Linked DNA regions of Homo sapiens: region 1 is linked to region 2. A link is a contact called in ENCODE Hi-C or POLR2A ChIA-PET data. All regions are on one chromosome and are shown on one strand. Each heading gives the region's core, a stretch centred on a gene start or an enhancer-like site at or near the end of the contact. The rest is flanking DNA. Distances are from core to core; before and after follow the strand shown.

Region 1 (4,638 bases), core at 1,984-4,483, 77 kb before region 2:
CAATCTCCTGACCTCGTGATCCACCCGCTTCAGCCTCCCAAAGTGTTGGGATTACAGGCGTGAGCCACCGCGCCCGGCCAACATGGACTTTCAATGCTAACACTGAAACACCATTCACAAACTACCTACAGCACTGGGCTGTCTGCCAACGGTGGATGAAAACTGGCCATAACTTAACAGCTAAGAACAAAAGCCTCAGAATTGGGATTTTTCAAATATCCAAGGTTCCAAACCTATTGTACCTACTGTCTCCCTCAATATTGTCCCTGTAGATCTTTTGTTGAGGAGAGAGAAGACAGAAATAAAAATGAAGCACCAAACAAGCATTCATCTACCTTGTAAAATGGGTTGGAGCAGAGATTTTAAACACAGCTTTTTTTTTTTTTTTTTTTGAGTCGGAGTCTCACTCTGTCACTCAGGCTGGAGTGCAATGGCACAATCTCCGGCTCAATGTAACCTCCGCCTCCCGGGTTCAAGCAATTCTCCTGCCTCAGCCTCCCAAGTAGCTGGGATTACAGGCACCCGTGACCACACCCGGCTATTTTTGTATTTTTAGTAGAGACAGGGTTTCACCATATTGGCCAGGCTGGTCTCAAACTCCTGACCTCAAGATCCGCACGCCTCGGTCTCCCAAAGTGCTGGGATTACAGGCTTGAGCCACCACGCCCGGCCCCTGGCTGCTCTCTAATTGCTCAGCTAGGAACCCCCAATGATTTCCTTGATAAACTGAGGACACAACTGCAACAGCATTTCAAATGAAATTTCACACCCACGATCAGTAGATTACAAGAAATAAATGTGTAAGTTGCTTTCGGGGTATTCAAACTCCCTCCAACTGAAGTGTCTGCAGAAATAAAAATAAATTTGAAGATAGAATAACAACAAGAGGATTTAAGCAGAAGGCACTCAGGTTAGACTGTTGGGATTCATAAAACTGGGACAGAGGGTTTATAAATTCTGTTTTTTTGTTTGTTTTTGAGACAGGATTTCGCTCTGTCACCCAGGCTGGAGTACGGTGGCATGATCTCGGCTCACTGCAACCTCCGCCTCCCAGGTTCAAGTGATTCTCATGCCTCAGCCTCCCAAGTAGCTGGGATTACCATGCCCAGCTAATTTTTGTGTTTTTACTAAAGACAGGGTTTTGCCACGTTGGCCAGGTGGGTCTCAAACTCCTGGCCTCAAGAGATCTGTCTGCCTTGGCCTCCCAAAGTGCTGGGATTACAGGCCAGAGCCACTGCACCCAGCCCAGAGGGTTTAATAGAGTAGCATTCTAGCCCTTTTTTCCTAAGCATAGATTCTCCTCTGCCTGAGCTGATGTTTCTATGTCCTATCTGAAATAAGAGAATGAGCAGATCATTTTTCATGGCTTCCCCCTCCCAACCTAGGAAGAAGGAACTGGCTTTCCTTCAAAACAACTAATCTATTCCTTCAACCCTCGGAAGAAAATTCCAAAAAGTGTGTGTCCCTGCACTGAAAGGTTTGATAAAATCTAAAAGCAACACATACCACAAGGTAGAAAATGCAGTCCCTGGAAAACATGTGGGTTTTACCCAAATATTTAGTTTTGGATAAAAGTCTCATGCAAAGACGGGCCCTTTCTCCAAGGATCAAGAAGCCTCCTGGCCACAGGGAAGAGGGTAAGTTGGATGGGAGAAGTGAGGGCTACACTGGGCAATGGGGTATGGTTTGCAATAACAGTTTCTCCCTTGGAAAAAAAAAAGACATTTTATGCACAAGGAGCTTATTTCTTAAACAAACACTCGTGGTTTTGATTTACACCACAGTCTGCTCCTAAATAATTTATGGCGGGTTAAATTTATTGCCAAGCCCTGGCTGGCTGCAAATTCGAATTGCCAAATAATTAGATTTTAGGGCAAAGCTTATAAATTACCCGTCGATTTGTCCGGACTTGTTTGTCAGTTGCTTTGTGCTTCGGGTCATCTTTGGCATTTGGCTGTTTGGGTTTTAATTGCTGATTTACACTTTGACAGATGAGAGCTGATGCTCGAAGTTTCAGGACAAGGAAGGGTAAAAAATCGGAGCTTTAAAAGGCTGATTTTTCACCTACATGTCCCCCTCTCCCCATCTCCATAGACCCCAAAGCAATTAAAATATAGAAAAGAGGCTGAAAATAGACACTGCTATTCTTTATTTGAGGAGAGTATGGGTGCAAAGTGAATTATAATTTACCCTTATTGAAATCTGAATTTTTCAAAAACATAATACCAATAAATGAAGGAGACCAAGTCTTAGAAACCACATCCTCACCTGAGGTGTGCACACCTGTGTCTCCCTCTGTATGTACATGACTCAGAAACAGCCACAGTTCAAACATTTTTACATATTCAATTGTAAATAACTTCAGATATTAGTGGCTTCTGTGAAGCTGACCCTTCAAGGGCACCAAACAACCAAATGATTTGTTTGTAGCTACCTGTAGACACACATTTGTCATGAAATTAATTTAAACAAATCTCAGGTTATGTGCTAGAGAGGTCCCCTGGAGGCATCACTAAGGAAGGGCCTAGAAATGGAAGGGTGCCAAGCCCAAAAAAATCTCTCTGGATAGTACTCTGGTTCTATCAGTATGTTGATAAGAGGGCCTGATCTCTCTGTGTTTCCCAGAGAAGCAGGGCCTGCCTCCCAGTCACCTGCTGTATCTCAACAGCTTATTAGGAGGTTGTGGATCAGAATAATACTAGTACTAGTTCTACTAATAAGAGCTAATACCTATAAGCCATTACATATCAAACACTGTTTTGAGCACTTAATATGTTTAACTCAGTTTATCCTCCCATCAGTCCTATAAGATTGGTACTATTATTAACCCCACTTTGCCAATAAGGCAACTGAGGCATAAAGAGTGCAAGCAACTTGCCCAAGGTCAGACTACCAGTAGGTAGTCAAGACTCAAATCCAGACAGTCCAGTTTTGGAATCTATGCTTTTAACTACTATGCTCTACTGATTCTCATCAGAACAGCGTCTACCTCAGCTTCCCTCACTTTGAAGGTCCAGAGTCCACATTCTGGGACTTGGGCACATGCAGCCAAAGCCTGTTCCATCAGTCACCCAACAAAGTGGAGGAAAGGCATGTGTCTTGCTCAGGATCACAAGATGAATCAGAGGCTTGGTTAGACAAAGACCATTTTTCAAACCAATTCAAATATTGCCTTAAGATACACTAGCTGGGGGTGAAGAAATGGCGGTGAGTAACAAGTGATCAAGACAGGACCAGGCCCACTCAGGCAGACTGAGAATTCTGGTCAGACTACTTGGCCAGGAGCCAGGGAAGCTGGCTGGGCTACAGGAGGCCTTGCTCAATAATCCCCATCCATAGCCCCAGGGACTGCTGATCTCTTCACAGAATACTGCATGCCTGTGGGGTGGTTCATAGATTCCCTGTTCTCTGCCCACAAATGATGGCCAGCAGCCAGGAAGGTAAACAGTTGTGCTGGCATGACAATAGATTTTTAAAAATTCACTGACTAGTAAGCAAGCAATACACAAACGGATACCCGCCCCCCACCCCCGCAATGCACTGAACACATTTCTCACACACTGTCCCATATGATCCCACATCTCCGTAAGCAGGCAGGAATCACTCCCCTGTTTTGCAGATGAGAAAGCTAAGAGGGTCAGCTGTTGTCAAACCAGTCCCATCACTTGAGAACTTGTTAGAAATGCAAATTTCTGGCCTCCACCCTTGCCTTTCAGAATCAGAAGCCCTGGGGATGGGGCCAACAGCCTTGGTTTTAACAGCCCTCCAGGTGACTCTGACGCTCGCTGAAGTCTGAAGTTTGAGAACCGCTGGTCCAGACTACAGCAGTGTTTCTCAGACTTCAAATGACCTGAGGAATGTGTCAGATTGCAGGTTCTATTTCAGTATATTTAGTATATTCAGATTATATTTCAGTATATTCTATTTCAGTAGGGCCGGCATGACATTCTGCATTTCTAACAAGCTCCCAGGTGATGAGGATGCTGCTGGTTCTCAGACCACAATTTAAACAGCAAAGGTGTAGTCTAGAACATTTATGTGACTAACTCCTTATCGCTGAGGTACTGACCAAATGAGAATCAGAGCCCATGGCTCTCAGCTCCCTTCTCAGAGCAAACCCTTACTTGACCCACTTTAAGCACCCGAGTCAAGCCCTCTAAGTCTGCTAACCATCGCTAGCTCTTATCACCAGACATTTCATCCTCCTTGCTGCCAAGAGCTAGGGCAGAAAAACAGGCCTGTCACATCCAAGAACTTCACAGAGTAGACTGGCACATCTCTGTCAGGGAGCTAGCAAAAAGTCTTCTTGTCATGGCAGTGCCTGCTTCCTTTAGGAATACTGTCAAGACCAGGGCATCAGCTACCCTCAGAGTGCTCAGCACACTATTGTCTCAGCCCTCCAGAAAAAAACCTTCCTCTGTCCAGATGAACCAAAAAGCAGGACTGGGTACCTCTCCTATGAGAAGACCGCTCATTACAGACACAAGCCAGGAGCTTATCTGGTCTATCTAACTGCCTCTGGTCCTGAGAAAGGCCTCTCCAACCCTGGCCACAAATTTGGAGCAGGATCACAGAATTCCTGCATATCCTAAGGCACCTACTTGGGGACTCCTTGCTATCCTCACCAGCCACCACATT
Region 2 (4,497 bases), core at 420-2,919:
GGTTGCAGTAAGCCAAGATCACACCACTGCACTCCAGCCTGGGCGAGAGAGTGAGATTCCATGTCAAAAAAAATAAATAAATAAAAATAAAGTTCCTCAACAAATAATCCTGATATCACGAATTATAGAAATAGTTGTAAATGTAGAACTCTAAGTGATCAAATTAACAATTTATTTAGAGTTGCCAATTAAAATTTTAAAATACCAACAGCACACATATACATAAACATACTTAATATTTAGATGCTACCTTAATGTTAAACATAAGTAAAAAGGACAATGAAATAATAGCAAGAATGAGATTTTGAGTCTCATTCTTTTTAGACAATTTATAATCCTATGTGGTTCTCTGTAAAGTGGATTATCAGTGTGTACTCCATTTCTCCCCACCCTCCCTTTTTTTTTTCCAGATGAGAAATCTGAGGTTTTAGACACTTAACTACAAAACAAAAGAATGACTTTTTTTTTTTTTTTTTTTTTTGTCACCCAGGCTGGAGTGCAATGGTGTGATCTCGGCTCACTGCAACTTCCGCCTCCCGGGTTCAAGCGATTCTCCTGCCTTGGCCTCCTGAGTAGCTGGGATTACAGGCGCATGCCACCACGCCCGGCTACTTTTTGTATTTTTAGTAGAGACAGGGTTTCACCATGTTTGTCAGGCTGGTCTTGAACTCCTGACCTCTTGTTCCGCCCGCCTCGGCCTCCCAAAGTGTTGGCATTGCAGGCGTGAGCCACCGCGCCCGGCCAGGAATGACTTCTTAAACCAGGATTTGATTTTGGTTGAACTTTGCTTTCAGAACTAGAACTACCTGCTATCCAAGACTTGTTAACCACGTTTTCATGGGCAAATTACAAAACCCTTTCAACCCCAGTTTCCTCTTCTATAAACTAGTGGTAATATTATTATCTCCAGAATTAATCTTAGGAGTAAATGAAATTATGTAAAGGCATTTAGTCTCATAACCGGGCTCCTAGAAAGCACTCAGGAATGTTAGTTCTCTATCCATTTCCCCTGTTTATCTTTGTGTTTGATGAATTATAGGATGATATGAAATGATCTGAAATGAACTGTAATATAAACATCAATAAAACACCAATAAAAAATTTTATTCTCACATCTGGATGCTATACTAGGCCTTCACCTCCTCCAAAAGTTACAGTTTTATTAATATTCATTTATTATTTATTATTATAGTCAAAGACCCAGAGAAGCATTCCAGGAACAAAGCAGCAGGTAAGATTTTTCTGGGAAAAGACAGAGATTTTGAGGGACCCAGGATTTGGGGGTCATTTAAGCAGCAGTGGATGTCAGTCTTCAAGCTTTGCCCATTTACTCTTGGTCCCTTTTGGTTCAGGAAAGGAAGAACAACAAGCACGAAACCATTCACTGAGACCTTTGCGGGTGGGGGAGGAGGGATGTAAACAAAAGCCAACGCTCTCTTTAGTTCACAATGGCTCGCGACCCCAAGACTTCCAAGCTCTTTGGTGAGGGCCAGCAGGTCTGTTCTCCAGGAGTGCCCTGGGTCTGGACTTCATTTCCCAGAGTCCCTTAGTGCCCTAATGTATTCAGTGCTCAGAGTGCCTGTATGTGTGTGAGTGTGAGAGAATGTGTGCGTGCGTGTGTGTGTGCGCGCGTGTGTGTGTCTCCGAGTCCCTGGGAGAGTGGAGGCTCATTCACTGATTAGATCCAGCGCTGAGAGGCAGCACTGCTCCTTCTCTCACGCCAACTGAGTCTCTTGATCTGTACATGCAATCCCAGGCAGCTCGCGAACACAAACCCGGGGCCAGCCGCCTACTGCTGCTGCTGCTGCTGCCGCTGCCGCCGCCGCCGCCGCCGCTGCCTCCGCCGGCTCTGCGAACCCGGGACTTTTCATGCACCACACTCTCCGCCTGCTTCCCTCCGTGTCCTGAAAAGTGCGACCGTTCTCCCAAGGAATTTCCACGGCAAGTATGGAGATCAGAAAGGGGTGTGGACGTGTGTGCGTACCCAAGAGGGGTGGGTGCGAGGGCGGCCGGCTTGTTCAGGAACCTGGCTAACTTTCCGGGTCCGTTTCCTAGGGATTCGGGCGGTTCCCTCTGGACGGGGGCAGGGACTGGGACTCGGACTGGCGCGTCTTGGATCATCGCGACGGAGCCTCTCGGCATCGGCGCCCTGCGCGCTCCGTGCGCTGCCTCGCTCAAACTTTCCGTCTTGAGTTTTCCTTAATGTGTTTTATTTGGGGAGGGGGGGAGGTGCAAGGGGGAGGGACCAGACGCGGGAATTGGACAAGTTGGGAGGGTGAGGGCACTGCAAGGGAAGGGAGCAGGACTTCTTTTCTCCGTCTCTTAATAAGCCCCATTCCCACTTTGTTCGGGTCGATATCGAGAATGCCTTCTCGCCGGGCTCTCTGGTGCACCCCCCGGTGATTTCCGGGCTCCCCTATGTACCCCGCGTTGATTTCCGGCGAGGCCAGGGCTGGGTGGTACTCAGTGGGGAGCCCGAGGCGGCGGGCGGATGGAGAAGGGGCGAGCCGAATGAGAAACTACCCCGACAGCCTCCACCCCACACACAGCCGGCTCCGCGGGATACCCGGGGAGTGGCTGTTTAGCCCTGGACCCCGGGTGCTCGGCTGACTTTTTCCTAGCGGGGGCGGGTGTGAAGGGTGTGGAGGGAGGGAGGTGGGGTAGGATGGATGGATCCTCTGCGGGCAGGAAGGAGGCAGGTGCTAGCATAGAGGCGGACCGTTCTAAACGCCACCGGTAAACTCCCCACTCCTCTGGGCTGGACCGGCCTGGCCGTAGAGTAGCCCGACACGTGGGATCTCCCGGGATTTTCGGGGTCGGGACCCCCTCTCCCAGCGGTTCTACTGAGCAAGGCGGGAGGACGATCGTGGAGACGAGGGCTACTTGACTACTCTACTTGTAGTTTTATTTTTATCTTAGACCTGCCTTAAACTGAGTAACAATTTCTCTTCTGACTTAAGAACAAAACTTTTCAGTGAGCACGCCGGTCGCTGCGGTCCTGCGGCCACTGCCGCCGCGCTTGTCAGCCCGGGCCGAGCGACCTTCTCTGCCCGGAACCCAGCCCCGCCACCGCACTCCGGAGCCTCCGGCCTCCCCCACCCCACCCCCGCCCCCCAACCCGGGGCTTTTCAGGGCTCGGCCTGGGCGTTTCGCCTTTGTGCTTTGTAAGAGAAAGCCTTTTCTTCCAGGGCACAACAAACTTGGGCGGAGAGCTTCCGTGTGGCCCCCCGGGCGAGGCCGCCCACGGTGGTGAGGCCATCCGAGGGGATGCCCGGTTCATCCCCCAGTCCAGGAGCCTCTCCGAGAGCTCGCGGCCCAGGTCGACCCCAGCTGGCGAGGGCGCGCAGGAGTCCCGAAGTAGCGGGGACTAGGGCAGCCAGGAGGCAGGGGGAAAGCTCTCGCTTCCCGTTAAGCACACCCTGCATTCTCGGGTCGTGGATGCAGCTCCAGCGGAGAGCCCGTGTTCCGGCCCTGAGCCAGGCGCGCGTCGCACTGGGTGGGTGCATGGGGCCCGGGCCATAGGTGTGGGGGCACAGCCCTACCTGGCCGGCCCGGGTCGTCTGGGGTCTGCGCCGGCCCACTGGCCCGGGAGCCGCCGAGGGGGAGAGCACCGCACTCGCTGCCCACGACGCCCAGCAGCCACATCTTGCCTCTCGCCTCCGCTCCGGACTCGGCTTGAGGGGCAAAGGGGAGAGAAAGGAAAAATAAAGAAAAAAAAGGGCGGCAGTGAGGAAGCAGCGAGGGGACTGGGGGGAGCAGAGTGGGCAGGGGGGCTTTGCCTTGCCTGGCCTCCTCTTTCCGTCTCGCGGGCTCTTCCTGCAAAGGGGAATGAGCAGAGGGGGGAAAGGCAGAAAGAGCGTCGAGGAAGAGCGGTGCTGGCGTCTTCCGTGCCGATCCCTCCTGGCCCGCAGAGACCCGGCAAAAGTGGCGTGAGTTCGCTTGCTGCGCTTCGAGGCAAGGCTGGGGAAGGCCGAGGACGGGGCGGCGCCGCGTCGCGCCGCTGGTGGCCGACAGGGCCGGGGCCGGGCGCGGAGCGAGCGGGGACACACACCTGTTCTGCGAGCCGCGCGGTGTGCGGCGGCCGGACGGCCGCGGTGCGGGCCGCAGAACCCTCCCTCCCGCACTGCGCATCCGCAGTCCAGGAGCTGGAAGGGCCCGGCAGCCCCGCGCCGGTCCGTATTTGCAGGAGAAGCGGGAGTGGAGGAGTCCGCGGCTGCCCGCTGAAGCGGTGGTGCGCGCGGCGGCGGGACCCGGGTGACCCCCGGGGCGGGGCTGCTCGGGGGCTGGAGGTCCTTGGACTTTGGTCGAAGGCTGGCAGCTCTGAGCCCCTGCCCCGCGGGCCCCGCGCGGCTGCGGACCAGGGGCCCTTGCACGTGTCGGTTCTTCCTGGACTGGCGCTTTGGTTGCCCAAAGTTGGGCGCAGATTGTTTCGTGCGGAGGTTGTTGGGACCCAGAGTATTCTATATACAAAGGCAACCGAGAGCCGGAGGGAGAGGT

Evidence for each region. A loop is a pair of places that touch in the nucleus more often than their neighbours do. ChIA-PET counts read pairs that join two places held with the same protein, here RNA polymerase II (POLR2A). Pooled maps may share reads with other maps.
Region 1: a pooled map shows a loop between it and region 2 (6-fold over the local background). The contact joins the enhancer-like site here to the promoter of RNF220 in region 2. A Hi-C loop is called at or near these places in 3 of 50 pooled maps. POLR2A ChIA-PET finds 5 or more read pairs at or near these places in 2 of 52 experiments (AG04450 and PC-9).

Annotation. Positions count from the first base shown.
Region 1 is chr1:44,324,703-44,329,340 of GRCh38, forward strand. All of the region lies in intron 3 of ERI3 (ERI1 exoribonuclease family member 3), which reads right to left. Among named protein-coding and RNA genes, the nearest start is that of ERI3, 28 kb to the right of the region's middle. Within about 2 kb of position 3,234, at least 12 of the 41 ENCODE cell types and tissues checked have a DNase peak (open chromatin) inside an H3K27ac peak, as active enhancers do; they include PC-9, where a contact is called at or near this core.
Region 2 is chr1:44,403,586-44,408,082 of GRCh38, forward strand. RNF220 (ring finger protein 220) reads left to right here and starts at 1,670. Exons shown (of 15, transcript NM_018150.4): 1 at 1,670-1,945. RefSeq lists an enhancer at 2,563-3,085.